Regions from separate parts of the Homo sapiens genome. Here region 2 is linked to region 1. A link is a loop called in an ENCODE intact Hi-C map of the cell type or tissue named here. Cell type or tissue: Calu3. All regions are shown on one strand. Links, peaks and the distances in the headings refer to the core of each region. The heading gives the core; the rest is flanking DNA.

Region 1 (7,559 bases), core at 3,560-7,559:
TGATATCTGAAGTTTAGTTACCAGTAATGTACTAACGTTATCTTAGTTTTAACGAATGAACCACAGTGAAAGGATAATGCTGGGGGAAACTGAAACTGGGTAAGAGTATACAAGAACTGTCTGTACTATCTTTGTAACTTTTCTGTAAATCTAAAATTATTCCAAGATGAAACATTTATTTAAAAATTAAATTTAAATGATGATTTACAATAGTAACAAACACATACTTAGGTATAAATCTAACAAAATATGTGCAGGATCTGCATGCTGAAAACTATAAGATACTTGATGAAAGAAATCAAAGAAGACTCAAGTAAAGACTCATAACAATACTGAGTCTTCTAATCTAAGTACCACTTTCTTGGATTAGAAGACTCAATATTGTTATAATCTCAATTCTCCCCAAACAGATCTACAGGTTCAACATGATTCCAATCAAAATCTCTGAGGACTTTTTTTGTAGAAATCAATAAGCTGATTCTAAGATTTATAAGGAAAGGCAAAGGAAATAGACTAGCCAAAACAATTTTGAAAAAAAATGTATTTTGACTCAAACTACCTGAGTTCAAGACTTAATATAAAGCTACAGTTACCAAGATAGCGTGGAATCAGCAAAAAGACAGACATAGAGATCAATGAAACAGAATATGGGTTCCAGAAAAAGGCCCATATATATATGGTCTATTCATGTTTGACAGAAGTATGAAGGATGGAGAAAGGACAGGTTTTTTGACAAATGGTTCTGGAACAACTGGATATTCACCTAAAATGAACCTCAATCTACAACTTTGCTTTTTTTTTTTTTTTTTTTTTTTTGAGACAGAGTCTCCCTCTGTCACCCAGGTTGGAGTGCAGTGGAAGGCGATCTCAGCTCACTACAACCTCTGCCTCCCAGGAGCAATTATCTTGCCTCAGCCTCTTGAGTAGCGGGGACTACAGGTGCATGCCAACACATCCAGCTAATTTTGTTGTTGTTGTTGTTTTTGTTTTTGTATTTTTAGTAGAGATGGGGTTTCACTGTGTTAGCCAAGCTGGTCTGGATCTCCTGACCTCAAAGGATCTGCCCGCCTCAGCCTCCCAAAGTGCTGGGATTACAGGCATGAGCCACCACACCCAGCCCACAACTTTGCATTCTTTGTAAAAATTAAATGGATCACAGACTTAAATATAAATCTAAAGCTGGCCAGGTGTGGCAGGTCATGCCTGTAATCCCAGCACTTTGGGAGGCTGAGGCTAGAGGATCACTTGAGCCCAGGAATTTGAGACCAGCCTGGGCAACATAGTGGGAGCCCATCTCTACAGAAAATACAAAAATTAGACAGATGTGGTGGCGCACACCTGTAGTCCCAGCTACTCAGGAGGCTGAGGCAAGAGGATCACTTGAGCTGGGAGGTTGAGGCTGCAGCAAGCCATGATGGGGCCACTATACTCCATTCTGGGTGACAGAATGAGACCTTGTCTCTAAATGAATAAATAAAACCTAAAGCTATAAAACTTACAGAAGAAAACATAGACGAAATCTGTGTCCCTGCTTTAGGCAAAGATTTGTTAGGTATAACACCAAAAGCATGATCCATAATAGAAAAAACATATAAGTTGTACTTCATCAATATTAATAACTTCTAGTCTTCAAAAGACATTCCTAAGAAGTAAAAAGGCAGGCCACAGATTGGGAGAAAAACTGTCCTATATTTTGATGGTACTTACACAATTATATGCATTTGTCAAAACTTGCAGAATTATACACTAAATAAGGGTGAATTTTAGTGTATGCAAATTTTATCTTAATTAGAAATTTCTTGGCCAGGCGCGGTGGCTCACGCCTGTAATCCCAGCACTTTGGGAGGCCGAGGCGGGCAGATCACGAGGCCAGGAGATTGAGACCATCCCGACTAACACGGTGAAACCCCGTCTCTACTAAAAATACAAAAAATTAGCCAGGCATGGTGGCGGGCGCCTATAGTCCCAGCTACTCAGGAGGCTGAGGCAGGAGAATGGCGTGAACCTGGGAGGTGGAGCTTGCAGTGAGCAGAGATCGCGCCACTGCACTCCAGCCTGCGGGACAGAGCAAGACTTCGTCTCAAAAAAAAAAAAAAAAAAAGAAAAGAAATTTCTTGTAAGTATATGAATTGATGTATGGATTATTTTTTTAATTAATTTTTTTTTTTTTAGACTGAGTTTCACTCTTGTTGCTCAAGCTGAAGTGGAATGGCGTGCTCTCGGCTCACTGCAACCTCCACCTCCCGGGTTCAAGCAATTCTCCTACCTCAGCCTCCTGAGTAGCTGGCATTACAAGCACGCACCACTATGCTCGGATAATTTTTTGTATTTTTAGTAGAAACAGGGTTTCACCAAGTTAGCCAGGCCGGTCTTGAACTCCTGACCTCAAGTAACTGCCCGCCTTGGCCTCCCAAAGTGCTGGGATTACAGGTGTGAGCTACTGCACCCGGCCAGATGTATAGATCTTGATTGGAACCTGTGAAAAGACTTTCTGGAGGAAATTGGTAGAAATTTGGTTATTAACTGATTTACATTCAGTTGGTTTAGTAAATTACTAATTTTAGGTGTGAAAATGATGATATGGCTGTGTAAAAAAAAATTCCTTTTTTGGCCGGGTGCGGTGGCTCATGCCTGTAGTCCTAGCACTTTGGGAGGCCGAGGCGGGCAGATCACAAGGTCAGGAGTTCGAGACCAGCCTGGCCAGGTGAAACTCCGTCTCTACTAAAAATACAAAAATTAGCCAGGCATGGTGGTGTGCGCCTGTAGTCCCAGCTATTCGGGAGGCTGAGGCAGAAGAATCGCTTGAACCCAGGAGACGGAGGTTGCAGTGAGCCAAGATCGCGCCACTGCACTCCAGCCTGGGGGACAGAGGGAGACTGCCTCAAAAAAAACAAAAAAAAAAAAACAAAAAAATTCCTTTAGAGTTTCACACAAAGTATTTACAGGTAAAATGTATGGTGTCTGCAATTCACTTTCAAATACTTCATCTAAAAGAAGAGAAAGCAAATATTGGAAGATGTTAACAATTATAAATATATGGGGTTATATTTTCCTGTATATTTTAAATAGTTCATAATTTAAAAAGTAGATGCTCTGGGCCGGGCGCAGTGGCTCATGCCTGTAATCCCAGCACTTTGGGAGGCCGAGGTGGGCGGATCACGAGGTCAGGAGATCAAGACCACGGTAAAACCCTATCTCTACTAAAAAATACAAAAAAATTAGCCAGGCGCGGTGGCTGGTGCCTGTAGTCCCAGCTAGTCGGGAGGCTGAGGCAGGAGAATGGCGTGAACCCGGGAGGCGGAGCTTGCAGTGAGCCGAGATCCCACCACTGCACTCCAGCCTGGACGACAGAGCGAGACTCCGTCTCAGAAAAAAAAAAAAAAAAAAGTAGATGCTCTGGAGCTCCTTGCCTAGGTTTCATATCCCAGCTTTGCCATATTTAGCTGTGCAACTTTAGGCAAGTTATGTAAGTATTCTGTACCTCAGTTTTCTCATCTTTAAATGTGGATGATAATGGTACATATCCATATAGTTTGTGGGGATTATTGAGTGAATCAATAGACGTGAAGAACTTAGTTCTGGAAATACTGTAAACTGAATGTTGGCTTTCAATATAATAATTGTTATCCATTCAGCACACTTTGAGCACTCAAATGACCAAGCATTAGGTTATGCGTCAAGGGCAAAGTGATAAGTCAAAGCTATCATTGATAAGATTTAAATATAGTGGAAGAAATGTATATTAGCAATTAAGTATAATATAATGTAATAACTTCTAGAATAAACATCTATACAATACACTAGGCAGCATGGAGAATAGAGTGATTAACCCAGCCTCAGAGCATAAATGAAGACATTTTGGAAGTTCAGGAGGGAGCTGAAAAAGACAGGGAAAATAAAGACTACCTACAGTTTTTTGTTGTTGTTTCGTTTTTTTAAAAAAAAAAAGATTGAAATAAAAAGATCTTGGAGATTCAGTTTAAGAAAAGGAACTGGGCACATACATTTGCCTTCCATTTCCTTGCAAATCATCTTTAAGTGACAGTAGAAAAGTATAATCAGGCCAGGCGCGCTGACTCACGCTTGTAATCCCAGCACTTTGGGAGGCCAAGGCGGGCAGATCACCTGAGGTCGGGAGTTTTAGACCAGCCTGACCAACATGGTGAAACCCCGTTTCTACTAAAAATACAAAAATTAGCCAGGTGTGGTGGCGCACGCCTGTAATCCCAGCTACTTGCGAAGCTGAGGCATGAAAATTGCTTGAACCCGGGAGGCGGAGATTGCAGTGAGCAGAGATGGTGCCACTGCTCTCCAGCCTGGGGTCTCAAAAAAAAATTTTTTTTAAAAACATTTTCTGGTTGACAATGGTTGAGTTTGTCTAAAGACCTGGGATAGATAGAAAGGGAATGGTCATGTTAAGATAAAGATTATGGAGACCAAACTTGTTTTGAAGTCTTATAGTGGCTGCTCTTAGAGACAATAGGTGACAAATGTTTCCTATTCAGATCTTAGTTAATCTCTTTAGGATCGGAAGGGTCTGGAAGAAAAAGATCTAGCTATGTTAACAGAGATTCTTTACAGATGCCACGCCCCCACCCCACAAAAAAACAGCTTTGAGGGCCATTTCAAAATATGGCAAAGAAACATATTTTGGGGTAAAATATTTTTTTCTTTTTTGACTTATATTGTTATGCCAGAGTCAGGTTGGAAAGAAAATCATGATATATAGGGTTAAATAAAACACATCTGATGAGAATTTATGGTTTGTAGGGCATGACTCTAGGGTTAAATAAAACCCATCTGATGAGAATTTATGGTTTGTAGGGCATGACTCCCCAGACCCCTTAGACAGGAATTTGGACAAGATAAAAAAAAATCAGCGTTTAGTCCTCACACTGGCCTCATATGAAAACCAGGTAATCCCTCTCACCCAGAGTATCACACATTCCCATCCTGGACCCTCTTTATGAGACAGGGGCCGGAGGTAGCAGTTGCTAGGCAACACCAACCACCCCACAGCTTCTCACCAGCCCCATAGAATACCATCAGCATCCCGATTATAAGAATTAGGTATTCTGTCCCATTAATTTGCCCAAAGATGGAAGAAATCCTAAATGACTATCTCACCCTCAAAAGTAGTAGTTACCTCACTTCCTTCAATTCCTTGCTCAAATGTCACCTTCTCAACAAGGTCAACCCTAACCACTTTATTTAATACTGCAATCTGCTCCCTCCTTCTAACTCCTCTATTGCACTCTACTTTTTTTCTATAGAAAATAAAACATTATATAATGTATTTATTTAGGAAGTTTACTGTTTATTGTCTGTCTTTACCTCCTAGAGCGTATGTTCCACATTTAACAGTAAGAGTTTATTGCTCACACATCTGAGCTAATGGGCTATCTGTTCTGCTGATCTGTTCTGCCTCAGCTAGAATGACTGGGATGACTTGGCTTTCCTTCATGTGTCACTCAACCAGGTTGGCCTGGGTATGTTCTCATGGTGTTGGAAGTTGTCCAAGAGAGTAAGTCCCAAATGCAAGCCCATTTCAAGCCTCTGCCTCACCGGATGTCTGTTCATATGGTTGAGCCCAAAGTCAACAATCAGCGCAGGTCACCTCATGGTGGTTGGTCACAGTAAAGTTACACAGAAAAAGGTGTGAACACAAAGAATGTAACTAAGGGAAGGGTGAACAGTTGGAGTCAAATAATACAATCTACCTCTCTATATGACAAGCAAAGTAAACTATGAGGCATAAAAGCAATACTAGAGACAAAGAGGGACATTTCATAATGTGAAAAAACAAAAATTTTAATTTGCAATTTGTAAGTACTATTAGATATGAGTTCTAAATTTCTCTTCAAAGAATCAATATGTCAGTATGTTCAATTCTTTGCCTTCTACTTTTAAACTTCCTCGTAAAGCAACCTTTTTTGATCACCTGCTCCATCCTGACTCATTCTGATTACCAGCTCTGCCCTGACTCATCCTGATCACCTGCTCCACCCTCACTCCCGCCAAACCACTCACCCCGTCACTCTCTCTAAATTAGCCAATTGGAATTAGTTTAGCCTGTGCGGTCTAACACTAGCCAATAGGGGAACGACACAGCAGCAGGGGCCACGTGTGTCAGGAATAAGAACCCCTTCCCCTCCCTTGTCCAAGTGTGTGCTCACCATTGCTCCATATGTAAGGGTGCACCCTTCTATAGAAGTATATTGCCTTGCTAAGAATTAAAAAGAAAATTTTATATTTGAGTGCTATTTCTTTTGCGGCACCGAAACTATAACAGTACCCAATCACCTAGTCTCTAAGGGAGAAATGGACAAATGCATAATCATGGTAGGAGATTTAACACACCTCTTAAAAAAAAAACAGAATAAGCAGAAAAAAAGTCTGTAAGGATATAGACGACTGTAAAAGTTGATTAACTAGTCTTAACATTTATAGAACACTGTACTCAACAAATGCAGAGTGTACTTTAAAATGGACATGGAATATTTATCAAAAATCACAATTGGTTTTAATAAACCTTGACATCTTAAGAATATATCTTCTGACTACAGTGCAATTTAACTGGAAATCAGTAAGAAAAACAAATTGCACATTTGGGAATTAAACACACAGAAACCTACGCATGGTCAAAGAAAAATCACAATGGAAATGAGAAAAAAACTTTCAGTTGGTTAATGATGAAACTACTGCATATATATAGAACTTGGTGTGACTAATTGCAAATACTGGGGTGTCCAAGGGCAGACGTTATGAACAAAAAGCTCTATGGGAGGATGGTAAGCTGCTTGGATATCGAATAAAAGGCAGCTTTTTAACCAGAATAATTACCACCACCATTGTCTACACACCTGCAGATACTTTGTGTCTAAGCACCAGCCAGCGTAGCCACGTTTACATGAAAATTCCTAATATTTAAGGGGAGATCGAGAAACACTGTTTCCTTCCCAGAGCTCTTCTCTGAATTCTACACTCATATATCCGACAGGCTACTGAAATCTCCATTTGGATTTCTCACAGGCACCTCAAAAGTAATATGTCCAAAACTGAACCCCTGATGTTTTTTCCCTCTAAAATCGATTCCTCCTGCAATCTGTCCCATCTCAGTAAAGGTCACCGCCATTCCCCAGCTCATGAGATCAAAACCCAAGGGTTGCCGCCCAGGATTGGCATAGTCGAAGCTGATTTTTATCCCCTTCGCCATTAACAACTAGAAAACTAGAAAATACACGAAGCCGCTACTGTCAGATACTGAACAGGAGGTCCAGGCCCGTAATCCTCGAGAGGGGACACAAACGACCCGACAGAGTGAGCGAACAACGTCAAAGGGCCTCAAGTTTGGCCGCCGACTAATAATACTAATAGAACTTCCTGCTTCTGGTGCTGCTTAGGGAGGAAGCACGGAACTGGGCACATTTACTTACCGAGACTTCCCAGTCCCAACCCAAATCCAATCTTCACGCCTGAGGAGACCAGCGTCTCTTAAGATGGACGCCTGGCTGGAAGGGCAGCCCGAGGGAGGCGGGGCGGGAGGGGGCGGCCTGGCG
Region 2 (7,758 bases), core at 2,249-6,248, 57 kb before region 1:
AAAAAAAAAAAAAAAATTATGTTATGTGAATTTCACCTCAATACAATTTTTTATTTAACATTTTTTTAAAACATTAAAAATAGACCAATAACAAGGAGTAATAAAAAGTAATACAAAGTCTACCGACAAAGAAAAGCCCAGGACATAGTGGCTTCACTGCTGAATTCCACCAAACACTTAAAGAAGAACTAATATCAATCCTTCTCAAACTCTTTCAAAAAAAATAAAGTGGAGGGAATAATTCCAAACTCATTTTACTAGGCCAGCATTACCTTGATACCAAAGCAAGATACGGACACTACAAGAAAAGAAAATTACAGGCCAATATCACCAATGAAATCCTGAGACATAAAAATCCCAACACAATACTAACAAACTGAATTCAACAGCACCATAAAAGAATCATTCACCATAATCAAGTGGGATTCCTCCGTGATACAAGGAGGGTTCATCATATGCAAATCAATAAATGTGACACACTGCATTAACAGAATGAAACACAAAAACCATATGATCATCTCAATAGATATAGAAAAAGCGTTTAACAAAATTCAACACCCTTTCATGATAAAAACTCTCAACAGATTATGTATAGAAGGAATATACCAAAATACAATAAAGGCCATTCAGGACATGGCCACAACTAAAATCATACTCAATGGTGAACAGTCGAAAGCTTTTCCTCTAAGATCAGGAACAAGACAAAGATGCCAAATCTCACCACTTCTTTTTGACATAGTACTGTCTTAGCCAGAGCAATTAGGCAAGAGAAAGAAAGAAAAGGCATCCAAATAAGAAAGAAGTCAGATTGTCTCTGCAGATGACATGACCTTTTATATAGAAAATCCTAAAGAATCCACAAAAATACTAAAACTAATACATTCAGTTTATCGGTTGCAAAGTTGCAGGATACAAAATCAACATACAAAAACCAGTAGCATTTCTTTCTATGTACTAACAACTACCTAACTGATGAAAGTAAGAAAATAATCCCATTTACAATAGCAACAAAAATAGAATTCTTAGGAATAAAACTTTACCAAGGAGGTGAAAGATCTGTACACTAAAAACTATGAAACACTGATGAAAGGGGCCGGGTGCGGTGGCTCACACCTTATAATCCCAGCACTTTGGGGGGCTGAGGCGGGTGGATCACCTGAGGTCAGGAGTTTGAGACCAGCCTGGCTAACATGGGGAAACCTGGTCTCTACTAAAAATATAAAAAATTAGCAGGGTGCAGTGGTATGTGCCTGTAATCCCAGCTACTTGGGAGGTTGAAGCAGGAGAATCACTTGAACCCAGGAGGCAGAGGTTGCAATGGGCAGAGATTGTGCCACTGCACTCCAGCCTAGATGACGGAGCAAGACTGCCTCAGAAAAAAAAAAAAAATTGGTGAAAGAATTTAAAAAAAACACAAATAAATGAAAAGTTATGTGTTTATGGATTGAAAGACTTAATATTGTTACAATGTCAAAATTACCCAAAGCAATCTACAGATTCAACATAATCCCTCTCAAACTTCCAATGTAATTTTTCACAGAAATAAAAAAAAAATCCTTAAATTTGTATGACCACTAATGATTTCTAAAAGCCAAGACAATCTTGTGCAAAAAGAACAAGGCTGGACACATCACATTCCCTAATTTCAAAATACATTATAAAGATGTGATAATCAAAACAGCATGGTAATGGCATAAAAACAGACACATACCAGTGGAACAGAATAGAGAGCCCAGATGTAAATTCAAATCGTTATAGTTAATTGAATTTCAACAAAGATGCCAAGAACATACAATGAGGAAAGGATAATCTCTTCAATAAATGGTGTTGAGAAATTGGATAGCCACATGCAGAAGAATGAAATTAGGCCCTTATCTCATACCACATACAAAAATCAAATCAAAATGGATTAAAGACTTAAATGTAAGACCTGAAACTAAAACTACTAGAAGAAAATGGGAAAAGCTCCACAACATTGGTCTCTGGGCAATGATTTTTTGGATATGACCCCAAAAGCACAGGTAACAAAAGCAAAAATAGACCAACGGAACTACATCAAACCAAAAAGTGTCTGCACAGCAAAGGAAACAATCAACAGAGTGAAGAGAAAACCTATGAAATGGGAGAAAATATTTAATAGCAAAAAAACAAATAACCCAATGAAAAAATGGGCTAAGGACCTGAAGAGATATTTCTCAAAAGAAGACACAAATAGCCAACAAGCATATGAAGAAAACACTCAATATCACTAATCATCAGGGAAATACAAATTAAAACCACAAGGAGATATCTCACACCTCTCAAAATTTTGGCTATTACAAAAAAGATGAGAGATAGTAAGTACTGGCAAGGATGTGGAGAAAAGGGAACTCTTACACACTGTTGGTGGGAATGTAAATTAGTACAGCCATTATGGAAAACAAAGTGGAGGTTCCTCAAAAAACTAAAAATAGAACTAACATACATATGATCCAGAAATCCCACTACTGAGTATATATCCAAAGGAAGTGAAATCAATATGTCAAAGAGATATCTGTACTCCCATGTTCATTGCAACACTATTCACAGTAGCCAAGATATGGAATCAACCTAAGTGTCCATCAAACAGATGAATGGGTAAAGAAAATGTAATATATACATACAAAGGAATACTATTCAGCCTTTAAAAAGAAGGAAATTCTGTCACTTGTGAAAACATGGTTGAGCATGGGCGACATTATGGTAAGTGAAATAAGCCACGCAAAGAAAGACAAATACCACATGGTCTCCCTTACGTGTGGACTCTAAAAAAGTCAAACTTACAGTGGGGTACGGTGGCTCACACCTATAATTCCAGCACTTTGGGAGGTGGAGGTGAGGAAACTGCTTGAGCAAGACCACGTCTCTATGCAGAATTTAAAAATTAGCCAAGTGTGTTGGCATGTGCCTGTAGTCCCAGCTACTTGAGAAGCTGAGGTAAGAGGACAGCTTGAGCCCAGGAAGTAGAGGCTGCAGTGAGCCAAGATCACGCCACTGCCTTTCAGCCTGGGTGACAAAACAAGACCCTGTCTTTAAAAAAAAAAAAAAAAAAAAAAAAGGCCTGGCACAGTGGCTCACACCTGTAATCCCAACACTTTGGGATGCCGAGGCGGGTGGATCACGAGGTCAAGAGATCGAGACCATCCTGGCCAACATGGTGAAACCCCATCTCTACTAAAAATACAGAAAATTAGCTGGGCATGGTGGCGTGCACCTGTAGTCTCAGCCTGAGGCAGGAGAACTGCTTGAATCCAAGAGGCGGAGGTTGCAGCGAGCCAAGATTGGGCCTTTGCACTCCAGCCTGGTGACAGAGCGAGACTCTGTCTCAAAAAAAAAATAAATAAATAAGTCTAACTTATAGAAAAAGAGAGTAGAATGTTGGTTACCAAAGGCTAATGTTGGTTACTGAAAAGTAGAATGTTGGTTACCAAAGGGTTGAGGGAGAGAGGAAATGTTGGGTCAAAAGGTATAAAGTTTCAGTTAGATAGAGGGAAATGTTTTGAGATCTATTGCACAGCAGGGTAACTACAGTCAATAATAATGTATATTTCAAAATAGCTGAGAGTAAATTCAAATATCTTAACATGAAAAAGATATGATATATGTTAATTAGCTTGATTTAATCATTCCATATTGTGTAAATATATTAAAACATCACATTGTACCCTATAAATATATACAGTTATGATGTCGATTAAAAATAATATAAATTTTTAAAATGTCTTTAAAACATTAAAAAACTTTGTAGTATCACAAATAAAACAGAGGGCAATTCTATACTCATATACTTTTGATTAAAACAATGCATTTAAAGCATTCTCAGTTAAAACAGCAAGAATAATCTCATTAAACCTTTTAACCACTCCAGCAGGTACCACTGTTATTCTAATTTACAAAGGAGAAAACTGACAATTAGAAACTTTTCCAAAGAGACCAAAGTAGCTGATGGCTAGGCCAGGTCTAGCAAACATATAACTTGACACATAATAATAGCTCAATAAATGGAAGTCATAATTATTTTTCAACTACTAGATCAATCTCAGGATTAAGAGAGAAGGAAATCATTCTAGAGCCATTTTCTATTTGAAAAAAAAAGTAGAAGAAAATAGAAATATGCTCAAAATAGAAGAGTAGTTGAGTAAAGAAAAATCTTCTGAATGGGAATTAGAGAGTAAAACATATATAATTTTCCAACGCTAAAAGAAAAAAAGACACTATTATATGATCAATCCATAGCCAGAAAGGCAGAAAAAGCAGGAACAGAAACAGATGCATGCAACAGCCTTTTACTAAACCCAAAGGAGACTTTGGATATCTATTATCTATAATCTATTATAGATAGGTAGATAATAGATATCTATATATTATGTATCTCTAACCTGTTATCTCCCTCCCTCTGTCCCTCCCCAAGGAAGACTTTGTCTCTAAAGCATTTAGAATCATATAAAAAATTAACCTTAAATCTAAGACAAAGGGGATATGGATTAAATTAAGCATGTTTAATAATAGTTAAGTTTGGAAAAGTTATTTTATTCCCAGGTGCTTTTAATTCTGAAAATTTGTCTCTAATTGTATATTTATAAATACAGTGGTTAATAATTTTAGTTTCTTCTCATGCTCAGCTATTTTTACATTTTTTAAATAATAGTTTTGTTATATTCTTAATTATCCGTTCCAGAAATATGGCTATCTGGATCACAAAGCCATTTACAAGGTACTGCCATCCATCTGGTAATGGTAGGAGGAAATAAACGTTTTGAGTTCTGACTTTTCAACGTCCACCTTTTATATAAGAACAGAAATGCCAAGCATACAAAAAAGTGTACTGAATGGTGAAAGATTAGAGTACACAGCAGAGGCTAAAGTCTATGTTCCAGGGACACAGTCAACACTTGATAAATGTTTGTTGGCACAGGGAGGGAGGGAGGGAGGGAGGGAGGAAGGGGTAGGAAAAAGAAAGGAGATTCAAAGGAGATAACCACACACAGAAATTCCGAGATGGAAAGGGGAAGTTAAGAAGTTTAATTAGAATGTGTATTTTGTGTAAGTAAGGCAATATGTGCCAAGAGAGGTGTGGTCAAACACTTACCTTAACCCATTAGGGAACAACTTCTTGTAGTCAACATTTATTATACTGATATTGTTTTTAGCAAGGGTTTCAATGGATACTAAACGGCCCACATGCTGAAAACCAGGAGCCACGGACCTGACGTATTGCCTATCATGAGCTGGCAACCAAAAAATCTCTAAGGAGAAACAAGAAGTCCCTCAGTAGATAATCAGCTATCCAGGTACGAACAGCCCCATAGAGAATGGAGGGAGCTCCATTCCAGCACAGGTAGTATTCTACAGAGAGTAGAGAGAGAGAGTCTAGTCCTTGGTGAAAGAGTCAACATGGGCTAGTATTTTCTTTGTTTTGTTTTGTTTTTGAGATGGAGTCTCGCTCTGTCGCCCAGGCTGGAGTGCAGTGGCACAATCTTGGCTCACTGTAAGCTCCGCCACCCGGGTTCATACCATTCTCCTGCCTCAGCCTCCCAAGTAGCTGGGACTACAGGCGCCCGCTACCACACCCGGCTAATTTTTTGTATTTTTATTGTATTTTGTATTTTTAGTAGAGATGGTGTTCCACCGTATTAGCCAGGATGGTCTCGATCTCCTGACCTCATGATCCGCCCGCCTCGGCCTCCCAAGTGCTGGGATTACAGGCGTGAGCCACCGCGCCCAGCCCTGGGCTAGTATCTTCTAATGAACTCTTATAATGGGGCTTTCACTAGGGCTACTCTGGAGCTGAGTTTTCTCATGACCTCTCCATTTACCAGTTAACATCAAGTGTCAAGGGCCTACTGTGTACACAAAGACTCATACAAGCAAAGTAGATTAGTTGATAGATATGGGTGAATAGTGAGAATCAAAAACATCTTTCTGGTTAATGATGTTAAAAATCATCTTTGAGGCTGGGTGTGGTGGCTCATGCCTGTATTCTTAGCACTTTGGAAGGCCGAGGCAAGAGGATCCCTTGAGCCCAAGAGTTTGAGACAGGCCTGGGCAACATAGGGAGGCCCTGCTTCTATTTTATTTAAAAAAAATCATCTTTGAGAGGAGTCATTTCCTGCCAACAGAGATGCTATTATGACTCATCTATGAAATACTTCCATTTGTAAAAAGACTTATAATTGTTTCACTCACAGCACTCCCATATTCTGAGAATTTATGGGATTTGGAACAACTGACTGCCCAAATGCAGAGTTGCTTCTGAAAAACATTACGAGCAAATCTCTGCTCAAATAAGAACCAGCTCTCCTTTCTATATCATTCATCATGCCAAGTCTTCAAAGCCTTAATGTTACCCAGGCTCTTTCTAATGGATCTATGTTGGTGTGGTGCAGGTCACATTAGATAGTTATTACACATATTCCTCTTTAACAGGGTGCTGACATTTCATTTGGTTTGGAATAGCAAACAGCCTCAATGATTTTCCCCACTGAGATAAATTTAACTGGGTCATTCCTAGATTACCACATGTAGCTGTATAAGTAACAATCTTCATTTCCATAGGAAGTAAAATTACTTAAGGATCCCAGGGTAGATGTACAAGGTAGGTCAAGTTCAACTACTGTGCTCCTAGGACATGCTACCCACCTCCCAACCTATGTCATAAATACTGAGATAGACTTACCAGATGTTGCTCGATTTTAGAGGCAAGGATCACGCTTACTACTTGGCGGACAAATGTGTGTCTGAGAGGATGTTTTGGTGGAGGGCGATGAAGATCAAATATCACAAATTTTCTTTCCTTCTCTGCAAGTGTCAATAAATCAGCTAGTGTTGGAATTGACTGATTTCTTGCTCTTTCTTTATCTGCCTCTGATAGAGGTTTCATATTGTAAAATGGCCTGAGCTAGAAACAAATACATCAAAAAATACATAAAAGCACTTTCCAGTTCTCCTACTATGTAGCCACACATCCAGCTCTACCTCAGTTGCTCCATTATCATTCAATCCATCAGGCCCTCTGAAGTACTAATCCTAGAAAACAGGTGACAAGGAGAGAAATAAAATGTAATCATCATCAATAATTACAGTGTTTGGAATGGTCTCTTCTATATCCTACAACCTGTTGTATTTGCACTGAAGGTCATGTTCTTATCCTGACCTTCCTTTCCAGCCTTCTCTCCCATAAGTCAAGATAATACATCCCTTTTCAGTCACGCTGGCTTCCTACATGGGCTCCCGCTATTCTAGTTTTGTGTAATAGGAAGAACACATGCTTTGGCTTCAACTGAATTTAATACCAGCTCTACCCCTCCCTTGACTTCCTTGCCATATCCACTTGTTAAAATCCTACCCTTCAAATGCTATTTCCCTCATGAAGCTTTCCTTTAATCTTCCTGAACTAAAGAGACTTCAAGGCTGGTGCTGTGATCATGCCTTTAATCCCAGCAGGCTGAGGCAAAAGTATCACTTGAGGCCAGGAGTTCGAGGCCAGCCTGGGCAACATAGTGAGACCCTTGTCTCTACAAAAAAATTTTAAAATAGCTGGGTGTGGAGATACATGCCTGTAGTCCTAACTACTAAGGAGGCTAAGGCAGAAGGATTACTTGAGCCCAGGAGTTTGAGGCTGCAAGTGAGCTATGATTGTGCCATTGCACTACAGCCTGGGCAATAGAGTGAGGCCCTGGGCAATAGAGTGAGGCCCTATCTCTAAAAAAATCAATAAATAAAGAGACTTCAATGGCTTTG

The links. Peaks named below come from ENCODE experiments on the same cell type or tissue, not always from the same donor. Only the 100,000 strongest peaks of a DNase experiment are listed, where the experiment ranks them.
Region 2: it touches region 1 in a loop (7-fold over the local background); 2 of 110 quality-filtered maps call a loop at or near these places.

Annotation. Positions count from the first base shown.
Region 1 is chr11:77,294,169-77,301,727 of GRCh38, forward strand. It overlaps GDPD4 (glycerophosphodiester phosphodiesterase domain containing 4), which reads right to left and starts at 7,518. Exons shown (of 17, transcript NM_182833.3): 1 at 7,437-7,518. In Calu3, for the core only: no CTCF peak of the experiment used is centred there; DNase peaks (open chromatin) are centred at 5,543 and 6,023.
Region 2 is chr11:77,238,587-77,246,344 of GRCh38, forward strand. It overlaps GDPD4 (glycerophosphodiester phosphodiesterase domain containing 4), which reads right to left. Exons shown (of 17, transcript NM_182833.3): 12 at 6,695-6,916; 13 at 5,108-5,262. Among named protein-coding and RNA genes, the nearest start is that of GDPD4, 59 kb to the right of the region's middle. In Calu3, for the core only: no CTCF peak of the experiment used is centred there; no DNase peak of the experiment used is centred there.